2 separate regions of the Mus musculus genome follow, and region 1 is linked to region 2. A link is a loop called in an ENCODE intact Hi-C map of the cell type or tissue named here. Cell type or tissue: heart. All regions are shown on one strand.

What was found. Peaks named below come from ENCODE experiments on the same cell type or tissue, not always from the same donor. Only the 100,000 strongest peaks of a DNase experiment are listed, where the experiment ranks them.
Region 1: it touches region 2 in a loop (2.1-fold over the local background); 3 of 42 quality-filtered maps call a loop at or near these places.

Annotation. Positions count from the first base shown.
Region 1 is chr15:96,638,810-96,646,809 of GRCm38, forward strand. Slc38a1 (solute carrier family 38, member 1) reads right to left here and starts at 4,104. Exons shown (of 16, transcript NM_001166458.1): 1 at 3,682-4,104. In heart, no CTCF peak of the experiment used is centred here; DNase peaks (open chromatin) are centred at 2,432, 2,902, 4,052 and 4,462; H3K4me3 peaks cover 4,853 bases; H3K27ac peaks cover 4,453 bases.
Region 2 is chr15:96,563,245-96,571,244 of GRCm38, forward strand. No RefSeq gene overlaps it. Among named protein-coding and RNA genes, the nearest start is that of Gm32457, 15 kb to the right of the region's middle. In heart, a CTCF peak has its summit at 3,742; DNase peaks (open chromatin) are centred at 3,847 and 5,227; H3K4me3 peaks cover 1,095 bases; H3K27ac peaks cover 1,273 bases.

The sequences.
Region 1 (8,000 bases), 76 kb after region 2:
CAAACAACCCTTTTCCAAGCCTGTCCTTGGCAGTGATCTTGGATGGCAATGTCCCAAATAGCCCTGACTTGTTCAAAGAGTCTCCCAGATGGTTCTCATTGCACAACTGTGGATGGAGACAGTGAGGCCTCAACCTGTCCCCTGAGTTGCCCACGGTTTTAGGCAACCTCTCTGGAAGTGAGTCTCTCCAACCCCACTCCCCATTGCCACACGGGCTTCTATGAATCTAAACTCCTCTGCCATTTAGGAGTAGCTGGAAACCCATGATTGGCAGAAAACCAGTAACCAAGCCATCAAATTGTACAGATGAGAGTGAATACCTTACATCAACCGCCATCTTAATGAAATCTCTGGAATAACTTAATAACCACCATGGGTGTTGTTCTCATTTGATAAATGAAATTCTGAAGCTCAGAGACATTCAACAATTTGCTGCAAGTTCCCAAGGCCATTAAGTCGCAGCCTGGTATGCAGATCTGAGCTAACGGCGAGGCCTTACCATCTCTGCTCCACCACCTGGTGTGGCACCCAGAGTGGGGGAAAAAAACTGTATAAAAAGGAAGGTGGTCACTAAGCACTTGTAAGAACCAGAAAAATAGCACCCTGACCAGGTTGTCACAAAATACAAGATTTCAGTAGGCATTCTACTCTGGAAGCCACATAGCCACTGGGGCAGAAAAATACCTGGGACCAAGGGGAATTTGCAGTGTGTCCTGGGAGAAAGACAATGTCACTTGGGAGAGAGAGAAAGAGGTGAGGATTCGCCATAAATGAGAAAAGAATCCGGGCTATTTCTAAGCAAGTGGGAACTCAGTGCGGAGTGAGGACCTTACAAAACATGGACTGTTTTAAAATCAGGATACAATGTTAAACTTGTGGAAGTGCCCAGGCTGAGCTACAGGAGCCGCGTTTAGCCTAGAAGAGAAAGACTGAGCGGCTATGACACCACCTAAGCTGACTCCCTGGCACGCTTGCATCTGCCTCCCACATCCGTAGACACTTCAAGGGACTTCCCAGCCCATAGCTCCTGATTCTCAACAATCCACCTGATGGGTTTGCACATTTGGGGACGCAGACAAAAGGACAAACAAGGGACATTTTCAATGCCCTACCATTGCTCAAAAGGAGAGGCCATGGTAAGCGAGAAAAGCAGAGCAGACAGACTGCAGTGTTTCAACCGTGAGGGAAGAGGACCAATCATGGAACAGAGAAAAGAGTTGCCCCTCAGAAAGGGGTTGGGCGAGCTACCTTGCCAAGGTCACAATCCAGCAAGAATTTATTAAGCAATTCCCATATCCCTGGCATTAGAGGACCAAAAAAAAAAAAAAAAAAAAATAGTGGACATGGTAGCAGATGCCAGGCCTCTTAAGTCCGCTGCTTTCTCAGTGTAACCCTCAGTCCATGAAACAAGGTAAAAAATGTTCAGAAGCAGCAAAAAACTTTAAAGACTGGAAAGTACCTTTCAATCTACTTAACGTATCTGCTGGATTACAGGCAGCCCAGGGTGCAGTAAGCACTATTTCTTCTGAAAATCTCCCCCTAATTACTCCCATAGACAATTATTTCTCCTCATTAAGAAAGGAAGACACGCCACCCCTCACACAACCTCTCCTAATGGGTCGCCTATCACAAGGATCCTCCAGGTTCACATGACTCTGTCTCATGTCTTCCCAACCTGAACACCTGGCATTTCTGTTTGCGTTCATCCATAGTCTGTTTCCTGTTGAAATGGACATTACACAGGAGCCGGAACTTGATCTGATTAGTTGCTGCCTGCTACACAGCATCCCTAATTATTCAACACCTGTTCTTTAAAAAAAAAAAAAAAATCCCTATTAAGATCAAAACCGCAATCAAACTAGGCCGCATTTCCGTTGCTTTCAGCCACTCACTGAGAACTAAGTAACCCAACAGCAGAGTCATTTAAGTCATTTTAAGACAGAGGTTAGGCGGCCATACCAGACCCGTGCAGTGGCGGGACTTGCCAGTTTCCTATAGGGTGAGTTATTTGACAATGAGGCCAGCCAGCTCAGGTTTTATTTCCGTTGTCCTTCTGACGTCAGAAAAAGCACGAGTTGCAGCACTGTTTCTTGTATCAAGGTGACAAATTACAGCCTTGCTAGACCCGCGTTTTGCAAACCATACAATTACCGCCCCCCCCCCACACACACACACTCCATTGTATTCTTTTTAAGTTACAAAAAACAAAAAACCGCGGAGGTGTTAAATCTTGCAAACGCGTACCGTTTTCTAGCAGTGGGTCCTTTCCTCTCTTCCACGTACGACACCGTCTAAACGTCTGAGACAAGTACGCGATCCCCAAGCCAGTGTGCTTCCCACCGATGGAACAGGCTGGTGAGAACCCGGGTCCACGCCGCAGAGCGAGACACAAAGGGCTGGAGTAAGCGCCACCTTCCTCGGCCCGAGGCAGCTTGTGAAAGGCAGTTCGCGGCGTGACGCGCTTACCGCGAAATTCCTTTTGCCGCCATATGCACTCGAGTCTAGTGCGAGCACAGTTGGGCCGAAACCCAGCGGCGGGCGATGCACCGGGATCCGCGCGCTGTTCGCGAGGGTGCGGAGCAGTCCCGCACCCGGAGCCGGGCTGTCGCGGGGGTTGGGAGAGATGAAGACGGGCTACAAGAGATCTCCGCGCGTTTTCCTCCTCGCGTGGAGCGGACCAGTTTATAAGCGTTTTGCCGCAACGTTTGGGGCCAGGTGCGGGGGAGGGGAGACCAGGGCGCAAGGGTCCTGCGCAAGCAGTGGCCTTTTGTTCTCCCGCCCCACCGGACCAGGCTCTAGAGGAAGTAGCCTATCACTGGCTCTTCATTCGGGAGAGAGCCTCCAGAGAGGGAGAGGAAAGTGAGTCACTGCCAGCATCATCCCACTAACCGGAACGGAGACAGGGGCCGAGCCCGTGGAGGTGCAGCCAACGTGCACCTGTTTACCGCGCTGGGGAGCCGGTCTCCGAGGCTCCGCTGCCGGCCAGTCCCAAGATGCAGACTGATTCACTCCTCGGTGTACCTTATGCCCCTTACATCGCATGCTTGGTTCCTAATTCGCGAAAGTGACACCAGATCTGGTGGCACACTCCATCACCATAAAACCAGGTCTACAAAGTAAGGTACTGTACGCCACGGCGGTATCTGGAGTCCCTGCGTTCAGGGAAGGGCACCGGACTCCTGCCTTCTAGAAAGGCGCCGCGACGCTCTGCCCGTGTCCACGAGACATGGAGGCTGTCTGAGTTACCTCCTTCCCTTCCTGTTCAAACTCCCCTTCCCTCCAAGTCGCCGCTCCCTCTGCCCTCCAAAAGCACCTTACCTCGAGAAATAAAGGGAAAGGCGCCACCAAAGTGTCCGCCCTTCCAGGCCGTCCCCGGCAGTTAGATGTCCTTTTTTGTGTCAAGGACTAGCTAGGGAAAGGTGGCCCCAGGTCTGTAAGACTGGGCGGGGAGGATCCGCGTGGCGGGTTTCGGAGGAAGGTAAAAGGCCGGGTTACCGGCGACCTTCAGGAAGAGTGGCGTGGCCACAGCTCTCCTCCTCCTCCTCCTTTTCCACCACCACCTCCTCCTCCTCCTCCTCCTCCTCCTCCTCCTCCTCCTCCTCCTCCTCCTCCTCCTCCTCCTCCTCCCAGGGCTGGTTGCATCAGTTTCCCCCCACCCACACTCTGCCCGCCAGCACTTACATTCACACGCCCGGCGCGGAGGGGCTCCAACCTGACTCATTGGCTCCTGCGAGGCGCGTCGCCCTTTCTCTTCGGCAGTTTGGGGACGGGAGCGCGGCCTTTCAGACCATCATCCCTCCATGCCCGCGCGCCGGCGGAGTTGAGCTGTGTGCGGTAGAGCAGTGCGGGTCACATGCCGCTGGTCGCCGCGCCTTCTTGCTCCTCTTCCCCCCTGGGCTACCAGACCGCAAGGCGACCGCGGCTGGCGGACACCGAGCATCCAGGAAGGGCAGTGCGAGCGGATGCGCGAACAACGCGCTGGTGGTACCCGAGCATACGGAGGCTGCGGGCCTCCCGGCACCTGCCTGCGCCCTCCCGGGGCCTCAGCTGGGGCCACAGCTGCCGCACCCGCACCCTCGGGGTTGGAGGTGGAGCGGCTCACTCGCCCAGGCGGTGGCAGGGGGCCGTCTCTTGGGGTACGCCAGGGCCTCACCGAACGGAGTTGCATTGTGGGAAGGGAGCAGCGTGAGGGTAGCCCCGCGACCCAGGGGCGGTGGTGGACTACGGGACGCGCGGGGACACCTTTGGAAACCTGGACACCTACAGTCCCGCCCCCCCCCCCCCCAGAGCAGCTCTGGGGACCCCTTGGGACTCAGAGTGTGACAATAACCCAAGGGGTCTGCACCAATAGCCCTGCTGCCCCGGCCACGTGACTCTACCCTTGCTGGGCCTGGAAAAAGGAACAGGCTGAAAGCCATATCCGCCTCGGGTTACTTCTCCTGCCCCACTCTTTGTCTGAAGTGCAGCCCCTTAACTGACTGGCTGGCACAGTCGCTTCTCCTTAAAATGGCGACAGGAAATCCCACCTACACACCAGCCAATGAGACCACCACCACCACGGAGTCTGCCGCGTGGAAGCCTGAGTCCCTCTCATCCGGATGGCTCCTGTTTTGGGTCCGGCCGGAGATTCATCAGCCTGACCACTAATAAATTTTAACCAAGAGGATTTTATTCAGACACTGACGCCGAGATGGAATTCCGAATGTAGCACCCAGACACCTCAGCCAAGGGTTTACAAAGGCAAAGAATACAAAGCTTCAATCTGTTCTCTTGCAAGCTTGTTTACAGAAGCAGAACCAGCAGTTAAAAAAAAAACCATAATAATAATAATAATAAAGATTAACCCCTAGTAGCGCTTAACATTTGGAGGTCGAAATTTGCTTTAAGCACAGAGATTTTTAAACATAAAGTTAGCCATCAACATGTTAGCCATCACTGTTCCATCAAAACAAGAAATGGCGGTTGAATCATGATTCAAAAATGACTCTACCTGGAGCCTTTCAAGAGGCTGAGTAATGAATGCTGTTTTGCGGTGCTTACAGATTTTCAGTCTCCTCTGGGAAAGTGGGGGGCCAACCAAGATTTAAGCTTTTTAGTGGCTGGTATTCTTGCTCCCTTCCAATGGCCGTAAATGGTCGTGGTGAGTTAAACACTGGCTTCCAAAGAAACAAGTGGGAGGTGTGTTCTTGAACATGCCTGGAAACCGGAAGGTCACTGCAATCAGAAGGGCAGTTTCTTCCTCAAACACAGCATCTCCCCCCACCCCCCACCCCATTTTTTTTTTGTCCTGTTGCTCCTTCTTTGTGTGAAAAACTTATGTATTATAGTAACACTCTAAGTTTACACCGAAAGTCCATTCTTTTTACCTTTCTTCCTAGAGGAAGTCAAAATTTACGATTTTGTTACGATTATGACTGAATAAGTTACCCTGAATAGGTATATGGGCCAGTAGCAGACTCAATTAACCTGGACTAACCCCCCCCCGCCCCCGCCCCCGCCCCCGCCCATACACCTGCTGATATGAGGTCCCCAACACATATATATATAGCAGAGGACTGCCCGGTCTGGGTTCAGCCAGAGAAGATGCACCTAACCCTCAAGGGACTGGAGGGCCCAGGAGTTTAGAGGTCTGGTTGGGTGGGGGTTGGGTTCTAGGGACATCCTCGTGGAGGGGGGGTAAGGGGGGCGGTATGGGATGTGAAACTGTTGGAGGGAGAGTGGACTGAGAGGGGAATGGGGTCTGGAGTGTAAGTAAATAAATAAATAAATAAATGAAGTATTTTTAAAACTATGTTTAAAAAAAAAAGCCTGTTGAAGGTTGTGCGTCTTTTAAAAAAAGATGTACACTCATGGGTGTTGCAGAGAACATGATCCCAAGCCTTTTAGCTCAGGATGTTACTTAACTTGCCAGCTCCTGTACACAGAACGACTAGTTACTCAGGGCTGTTCGAGCTGAATGAAATAGGAACCCAGCTCGTCCTACTCACTAGCTTCTCGGCTACACGCTTTCTATGCTTCTCGGCTACGCACTCTCGCTGTTTTCACATTTAATCCTCTTCACTTTAGTTGGGTATTAACTGTCCTTTCTGAAACGAGAAAGCAGATCCACAGAGGAGGGAACATTGACCGTATCGGCAGAGGAGGGGACGGATTCCCACTCGAGTCTGATTTAAAAGTCCATGGGCAGTCTTTAGAAGCACAGACCACCCCAGACATGGGTTCTCCACCCCTTCCCAGGGATTTTTAGTTGACATTTGCCACCGAGGGGACAAATGCATCCGTGGCCCTCCGCTTCATAGAAAGACTGTTAGAGAGACATCCTGAGAGTATGGCAGAGGCAGGGTTTAAGAAGTGCCTGGTAGCTCCCTTCTGAAGTCCTTCCAGTAGGTCAGCCGTAAACCCAACCTCGGTAGTCTTCTTGGGATCTTTAGATGATGCCATGAAGATGTTTCCTCACTCACCGAGCGCTCACTAAGAGACCAGCGGAGGGCTAAGCATTTACTCTCCAGAACATTCTAAACAGGGCATGCCACCCTCATCCCTGATTGAAGGGTTAAAGGCTTTACCCCCAAACCGGACAGCTGTAATCTTAAATCTGAAACCCAGAGACAGTTCTCCATGTCTAAAGCTGAGAACTTCCTGGATTCTGTGAGACCCTTGTTTAGCTGGGAAATAGGAAGGGTCCAGGCCATTACATTTGAGATAGGAGCCTCTGTTTCCAGTCTTTCTCAGTTTGCCCTGTGTTAGACTTATGGGCACCACAGGCATTGCTGTCGGGTTGTGACTTATTTACCCACCACTTGCAAGTGAGCATACTGACCAGAATGGTACTAAAGTAGTCAGGATAAAATGGCAGACTTTACCAAGCTGTCCTAAGGGACAGAAAATAGAATTTGAAAAGACAAATTCAACTTCATAGGGAAACAAAAAGAACAACAAAACCAGGATAACCAAAACTATCCCGAATAATACAAGAACTGCTGGTGGTATCACCATCCCTGATTTTAAGTTGTATTATGGCGCTGTAGTAATAAAAACAGCATGGTTTTGGCGTAAAAACAGACACGTCAATAAACTGAATGGAAGGCCTAGACATATTTCCACACACCTATAGACACCTGATTTTTAACAAAGAAGCCAAAAATACACACTGGAAACACACACAGCATCTACAACAAATGGTAGGGGTCAAACTGGAGGATGGCAAATAGAACATATATAGAAGAATGTAAATAGATCCACACTTACCACCTCACGCAACAGCCATTGCCAAATAGGTCAAGAACTTTCCCCTAAGGCCACATACACAGGGTCTGACAGGAGAGAACATGGAGAATAGTGTTGAACTCACTGGCCCACGGAAAGACGTTCTGATCAAGACGCTGGTAGCTCGGGCCCTAAGGACAATTAATACACGGGACCTTATGAAAACCAAAAGCTCTGTAAGGCAAAGGATGCTGTCATTTGGATAAAGAGGTTATAAAATGGGAAATGATCAGCCAGACGTGGTGGCGCATGCCTTTAATCCCAGCAGAGGCAGGTGGATTTCTGAGTTTGAGGCCATCCTGGTCTACAAAGTGAGTTCCAGGACAGCCAGGGCTATACAGAGAAACCCTGTCTCGAAAAACAAACAAAATAAAAATAAAATAAAATAAAGAAAAACAAACAAACAAAAAAAGAAAAAAAAACAAAAAAAGGGAAATGATCTTTATCAAGTACACATGCAAGAGAGAGTTAATATGTAACTTATATAGAGAACTAAAAACAAAACAAAACAGGAAAAAAAAAACAACCTAGGCATCAAGAAGACAAATAACCCAATTAAATATGGAGTACAAAAGTAAACAGAGAAGTTTTCAAAACAAAACCCAAAACACAGATGGCCGAGTACCACTCAAAGAAATGTTCACCATTCTTAGCTATCAAGGAAATGCAAATTGATGCGACTTCTGATCTGCTCATGATAGCCCAGGTGTCCACAACAGGTGAATGAAGAATAA
Region 2 (8,000 bases):
AGAGTAGCAATTGCGCAAAGGCCAGTCTGAGGGGGTAGTATGAAGGTCACAGGGTTCCTGCTCAGCTAGGGCTTAGCTGGTTGTTTCCTGGAGAGCAGCTGGGGGTCCTCCATTGCCTCACAGGCGCATGGACCTGCTTCTGGAGATACGATTGCTGGATTCTTCTCAGGTGGGGACACTGTGTGAGCTGTCAAGTCTCAACCCTGATGTGATGGATCCAGGAGTCTACATGCGTGACCTTAGTGACCACAGGAGTGGATAAAATGACAGGATCCTTATTGGCGCTTAGGGAAGGTGTCTCTTTGATTGTTTTGTTACAAGAACTACATCCCCAGGTGGGGTGGGGTGGCGAGGGAAGTCTCCACAGTCCTCATTTCTAGGTCTCATTTAAGTTCTGAGAGGACATGCTGGAACTTGGCTGATGGGTGATCTATGTTACCAGCTAGTTAGTTTCAAGATCATGTAACAAACCCCTTGAGAGGAAAGTCTCCCAGAGATTGCTTCACAGGGGGAGTTTTGGAGGACGAAGGACTAGACAAGAAGATTCAGTCAGTATAGTTATAGAGTTAGATAAGGGTCCCCCGGCCCCGCCCACCCCGGAGGGAGGGGAGCCAAACCACAGACAGCTGTAAGGTAGCAAGATCTAGGTAACAATTGTGGGCCAGTTTTAGCTGGTCTTGATGGTAAGTGAAAGGACTCTGGCTGACGTGAGAGTGGCCAGCATGACAGGAGTGGAGGGTGTGTTTAGCACAGCTCTGGTGGGCCTTGCCCTTCCCCCATCCCCTCTGTCTTGCTAACAAACCATTAGATTACATCCTTAAAGCTACCCACAAGGTCTATTCCCTTTTTTTAGCCACTTCCTCCTCCTGAAGCTGACTACCAAGGTCCAGCTATCAAAGTGTTGAAGTCCAGCAATCAAAAGCTCTCTTTAAGGGCTGGAGAGATGGCTCAGTGGTCAAGAGCTCTGACTGCTCTCTTCCAGAGGTCCAGAGTTCAAATCCCAGCAACCATATGGTGGCTCACAACCATCTGCAAAGGGGTCTGATGCCCTCTTCTGGTGTGTGTCTGAAGAGAGCAATCATATACGTAAAATAAATAAATACATAAATCTTTTTTTTTTTTTTTTTTGAGACATGGTTTCTCTGTATAGCCCTGGCTGTCCTGGAACTCACTTTGTAGACCAGGCTGGCCTCGAACTCAGAAATCTGCCTACCTCTGCCTCCAGAGTGCTGGGATTAAAAACATGTGCCACCATGCTGGCTCATAAATCATTTTTAAAAAGCTCCTTTGGCTCACTTAATTCATATGTCCAATTAAAATTAAACACCTCATCCTAACACTGTCTTTCCCCTTTGCCTTTATAAACCGCCATTTTCCTATGGTCCACATCTGTCTCCTCTCTATCCAGAGGCTGTCCTTTGTCTCGCTCCAGGACAAACAGTTCTGTCCCCTCTCCCTCTTTCCCTTCCCCTTCTTCCTCATCCTCTATCTCCTGCCTTTGTCCCTTCTCCCCTGTCCTTTGTCCCTCTGAAGTAAATAAGTCTTCGTTGTGTTGAGAACTTGGTCTTGGGCATCCTGAGCTGATACTTTTCCTAACAGTGAGGAAAGTTGACCACAGGGAACCTCAGACCATTTCTCTCTGTTTTGCAGAATCGATCCAGCTGAGGGGCAGTATTACAATTGAGGCTTCTCTGGAGGCAGGCTTTTCCCCCCGTCACCCATGGGGTATTGCGATTATGCCTCCTGACAAAAGAAAATCCGGGGTTTTGTTTGAGTGTCTGTCTTAGTTACGGTTTACTGCTGTGAACAGATGCCATGACCAAGGCAACTCTTATAAGGACGGCATTTAATTGGGGCTGGCTTACAGGTTCAGAGGTTCAGCCCATTATCATCAATGTGGGAACATGGCAGCATCTAGGCAGGCATGGTGCAGGAGGAGCTGAGAGTTCTACATCTTCATCTGAAGGCTGCTAGGGAAATACTGGCTTCCAGGCAGCTAGGGTGAGGGTCTTAAAGCTCACATCCACAGTGACACACCTACTCCAACTAGGCCACACCTCCTAATAGTGCCACTCCCTGGGCCAAGCATATACAAACCATCACAGTATCTGAAGGACCAAGTCTTCCCAGTGTTTGAGAAGGCAGGTGATTTGCAACTTCAGCAACCAGAAGAGGGAAGACAGAGAAAGCCTACCCCACCCCTAGTCCACACCTCCCCATGGCTCAGCTCCTGCCATCTCCTGGTTCCTCCTTTAGTCTTTCTTATGGCCATGACACCCTTCTGTGTTCTGTAGCTGTGCTTGCATCAAAGATATTTTTGATGTAGTCATTCTTCAACACACTTGCTTTGCTATGTGAGGTTTATAAAGGCTTATCTGTCACAGAGTGGGTGACTCCTCAATGAGGAGCATCCTAAAGCCATCAATGGCAGAACTGTGATTGGGAGGGGAAAATGGCCACGGTCCCAAGGACCATTAAGATAGAAGAGTCCATGGCTCAAGAAGTAGACATTCCAAGGGCACTATTGGATACCTGCACAGCAATATCCACTGACTTCCAAAGGTCCCTGTCCATAAAGACTAGGCCAGAGGCAGTTAAGGGGATATGCTAACTGGTTTTGTGTGTCAACTTGATACAACCTAGAGTTTGCACAGAGAAAGGATCTTCAGTTGAGGAAATACCTCCATGAGCTCAAGCTGTAAGGCATGTTCTCAATGAATGATCAAGGCAGGCAGGGGAGGGCCCATCCCTGGGCTGGTGGTCCTGGGTTCTAGAAGAATGCAAGCTGAGCAAGCCATGAGGAGCAAGCAAGCCAGTAAGCAGCACCCCTCCATGGCCTCTGCATCAGCTCCTGCCTCCAGGTTTCTGCCCTGCTTGAGTTCCTGTCCTGACTTCCTTTGGTGATGAGCAGCAATGTGGAAGTGTATGCTGAACAAACCCTTTCCTCCTGAACCTGCTTTTTTTGGTGATGTTGTTTTGTCACAGCAACAAAACCCTGAGACTGGGATGATGTTTGAGGTGGGAAAAGAAGCATCAGACAATGACCAGTAAAGATTCCCACTTCCCTTTCTGCACAGCTTTAAAGTAACTATGGGAGAACACTGCGGACTCACTCCCACTGAATGTACTGCCTGTTAAATGAGTTCACTAACCATAAAAGGACTGATGTCTGCCACTTTCTGCTCAGAGACTTCCTTTACTCACTCCCTATCTCCACATAGAGGCCAAACGCAGGCAGGAAAGAGAAGTGTGCCTCGGGACCAAAGAGGACTGCATCACTAGTCCATTTTAAAAGCTGTCGCACGTAAAAACATGGTACAAGTAGCTGGTTTTGCATGGCTTCAGTTGCAAGCCCAACACCATGGAAGTGCAGGAGGCACAGTCAATGGGCGCAGGCATGGGGGAGGTGTGACCTTCCCCGTGGGCCTTTCCCAGGAGCATAGTCCAGCAGGTACAGGGGAAAGAACAGCCAGCAATGGCAAGCAGAGAATCCGCTATTTGCCACCGTTCCTCCTCAAGATGTTTGGTTCGTTGGGTTCTAATCCCAGGGTTAGGTTTGGTTAGGAGTGACAATACCATTCCCCGGTTCTGCATGGAATAAGTTCAAGGAGGAAGCTTCTCCTAGGAGGGCAAGTGCACTGTTCCCTGCTCCTGGAGGGGGCGGGGCTGACTGTTCCCTGCTCCTGGAGGAGGCGGGGCTGACTGAGGCTTCCGGAAGTGCTCCTTGTGGTCGGAGAGGGGACCGGCAGATGGGCATGCTCCCTTCTGAGTGCTGCTTTGAGATGTTCAGTCGGGTATCCCAACCTTGAGTAAGGTTCTTCTCAAAGCCCAGAGGAGCTGTACCTGGGGATGCTGGTGCGCCTGTAGGGGAGCCACGAGCTTGCTGCATGGGACAGACAGAGAAACCAACATCCGGGAAAGACAGACGGTGGCGGTGGTGCAAGATGTCGAGAAAGTAAAAGTAATTTCCTCATTGGCACAGCAAACAGCTCCGAGGGGGATGGGAGTCTCCGGAGGTGTCTGGCCTTTCATGGAGCCTTGGGGTCCTCACCTTTGTTGGGATTCAGACCCGGGACAAACAGCTGAGGTGAATATTTAACATACCAAAGTAGACTTGGCTTCCAGGTTCTCCCAGCATTCCTCAGTCCCTCCCTAGCAGACCCTGAACTTTTCAGCCACAGAACTGTGTGAGGCAGCTCTATTTTGGACCAAGAAAGACTCTCCTTCTCTACAGATGAGTTGGAGATGCACACTTTGTAGAAAAGCCTTGAAGACACTAAAATAGGGGGAAGGCATGGGCACTGGCAGTTTTTCGGTGACCTTCCAGTGGAACACTACACAGCCTTGCAAATTTATTTTAAAAAGACCTATGGCAGGTGGATAAAATAATAGCCATAGCAGGCAGTGGTGGTGCACACCTTTAATCCCAGCACTTGGGAGGCAGAGGCAGGTGGATCTCTGAGTTTGAGGCCAGCCTGGTCTACAGAGTGAGTTCCAGGACAGCCAGGACTACACAGAGAAACCCTGTCTGAAAAAGCAAAAACAAAAAAAGAAAAAAAAAAAAGATAGTCATGAGCTACTAAAGTAGCCACCCAGGTATAGTCTCTTCATCACAGGCCTCTGCTCCCTGAAGCTTGCCCACGGCTGTTACAGACCACAGGCTAATAATGGGCTCCTCACAGCACGGCCTTGCCCAGAATCTCACAGAGAGGGACGGTGTGCCAAGGACCTTAAACTACTGACTACTGACACTCCGAGAGCAGACACTTGGGCACAGGCTTCTGAGCTGACCTCCCCTAGACACATCCCAGGCTGCACCAGTGCAGCAGCAAGCATGCCCGGGACTGTTTTCAATCCAGGAGCAACAGTTTTATGTACACCAAGTGACAACCCAAGGTCCAGCAGAACAGAATCCCAGAGGGCAGGATGACCTGAGAAGAAAAGCTTCCCTGAGCTGACAGGATTTTAATGCCCCATTTCATGGCTATATAAGGAAGCCATGGGTCCTTCTTCTCAAGCTGTCAGTGTACGGCAGTGCAGTAGAGTTTCCTCAACAAAACAGAATTAAACTTCTCTGTCCTCTCTGAACACTGTGACTGAGTCCCTCTACTTTGGCAAGGCAATGTTGCCCTGGCCTGCCTCGAAAGATCATGCTGGAGACTGCTGGCCATTTGACAGTAATGACAGTAATGACAGTAAGGAGCTAACGCCTGCAAAGCTCGCCCAAGAAAACTGGCCTAGAGCCAACCTTACAGGCCTGTAACCTGTGCCCTAGTTCCAAAGGCAGGTCACTAATCTTGTTTAGGCTAACAAAGGCACTTCCTCTTAGACAAGGAACGTCAGCCATAGGGACATTCAAGTAGGAAGGAATTCTCTTAAATACATAGACAGGACAGGCGAATGCAACATTTCTTAGGTTTGCTTCCTAGTCAAAAAAAAAAAAAAAAAAAAAAGAACTTTTAAAGCTACGTTCTATTGCACCAGTAGCTACTTAGCACTGCACAATTCTAGACTGAAAAGGAAGCCTTTAGGGTCACCTAACATCAAACCACACCTACCCAGATACACAGGCCGACCATACGGAGAACCGCCATTTTATTACCTCCAATAATCTACGAGACTTTGATTGTGTCAGGACTTCTGACTTTGAAAGAGGTTTAAAAAAAAGTACTGGGCAAGATTTCAGCGAACAAAGTGTGCATCCCTTCTCGATGATGCTATTCTGTATATCCTACAAGTTGCTTTTGTGCCCTACCTTTATTTATTTATGCAATTTATTTTTGTCTTTGAGCTGTTTTACAATCCTGTAACTTGTAGCAAACTGATGAGAGACAGAAACTGTTATTGCCCAGAGATAAGGAAATGAATTCTGGTTGAGACATTAATAGCCTTGACCTCCTTAAGAAGGACAGTCTTACATCAGTTGCTTCCGTGTCAGCTCTTGAATTCTTCTTTGAGCCTCCCATGGAGGCTCTGTGCTAAAATATTGAACCCAGAGCCTTGTAAATATTTAATGCTTCAAGTTCTTACAACATAGTCCAAGGCTTAGCCTCCAACTCTCCATGTAGTCTAGACAGCTCTCCCCCTGCCTCATTCTCGTGGGTACTGCCATGTCCAACACTGTAAATCATCTTTAAACTTCCTGTTCCTTAGTTATTAAATGAGTTAAAGTTGGGAATGGCGGCTCATGACCCTGATCCCAGCACTCGGGAGGCTGATGTAAGAGGATTGCTATGAGTCTGAGGTCAGCCTGGTCTACGTAGTGAATTACAGGCCAGCCTGGGCTACAGAGACCCTGTCTTAAATAAATAAATGCAAACAGCAAGACATGATTTTACATCCTGTCTCAAGTATACAGCTTGTATTTTATGTGTGTGTGTGTGTGTGTGTGTGTGTGTTGCTCAAAGTCTTTGAGTTCTCTTTAGATGTGTTGTTATAATGATCTAGGATAATGTTTCTCTAAACTATCCCTCCTTTCCCTACCGTGAATTTGAGAAAACTTTATTTTCCTCGTAAGGTTCTAAAGAACACCTTTCTGGTACCATTTGTGCTGTCCATGGTGGCCATTGTTTTTATGCCAATACCAGTTTGGTTTTAGTGCTTGTACCTTTAAGATGAATTGATAATTCGGTCATTTTGATATTATATTAAATCTAGCAAGCAGATTACAATTCAACTTGAATTAGTCTAGAATTTAAAGTAACCCGGGGTTTTGTTTTGTTTTTTTAAAAAGGTCCAGCTATTTGGGCCCCATTCATCCTCTCCAGACAATGCAAGTGGAGCATCTAAACAGGGGGCAGCAGACAGGGCCGAGGTGCAGTTTCCAAAGCCCAGTTTATTCTCCAGGGGTGGGTGGGACAGAGCATCCCTAGCCCAAGGATATGTTACACACACACACACACACACACACACACACACACACACACACACAGAGTGACAGTGGGCAGGAGTCAGAGATACCAGATTGGCTCACAGTCTATCCATGTGTAAATTTTTCCCTGCTTGGCTTGACATTTTTCATTACTCACACCTTTGCCCTTGTGACTTTGACCAATTAAGATGTTTATGGGGCGTGGTAGTGGTGGCGGTTTATGGGGTGTGGTGGCACAGGCCATTAATCCCGGCACTCAGGAGGCAGAGGCAGGTAAATCTTTGTGAGTTCCAGGGCAGCCTGGTCTAAACAGTGAATTCTAGGACAGCCACAGACATTGTCCCAAAGACACAAGCACACAGAGACAACAAAGAAGGGTAATGGTATCAGCTTTATTCCTACGGAAGCTCGGTTCAGGCACACAGCCTGGACACCCATGGTCCTACTTCTATCTAGAGATCTGCATGTACCATTGTGGCTCTGTAGGGTGGACTGTTGTTATCAGCAGGCCTGGGAGACATGGCCAGCCTCACACCTAGTCCAGGCTATCCTTGCAGTAACTATTCACAGAAAGAATTTGTGCATCTGACCCTGGCCTCTTTGCTTGCCCGACAAAACCTTAGGGTGTCAAGAGCGGATTATGGAAAGAAATGGCAAACTCAAAGGCTGGGAGATGTCTCCTCAAAGGTTCTTCAAGAATCACGAGTGTCAGGAGGATTCCCTATTCTCTGGTTGCTAAAATGTGTCCTACTGCAACAGGGCAGAGGGTGGATACACTGTGTACAACCTACTGTGATTCTGAGGAATGGACAAATGTATTCCAGATCAAATGATAACATTAAAGACAAACAAACAAAATAACCTAGGCAGGATATTTCTGTGTAGTCCAGGCTGGTCCACTTTGCATTCTCTTGTTTCAGCCTCCCATGATACTGGATGACAGGCAAGTACCACCAGGCTCAGCTAAAGTCTGGCTTCTTGAAGATAAACGTCCATGAGCTAGAATAGCTGCACGTGGACAAGGTTTCCCCCACCACTCTTTTTTTTTTTTTAAAGATTTATTTGTTTTTACTTATATGAGTACACTGTAGCTGTCTTCAGACACACCAGAAGAGTGCATGGGACCCCA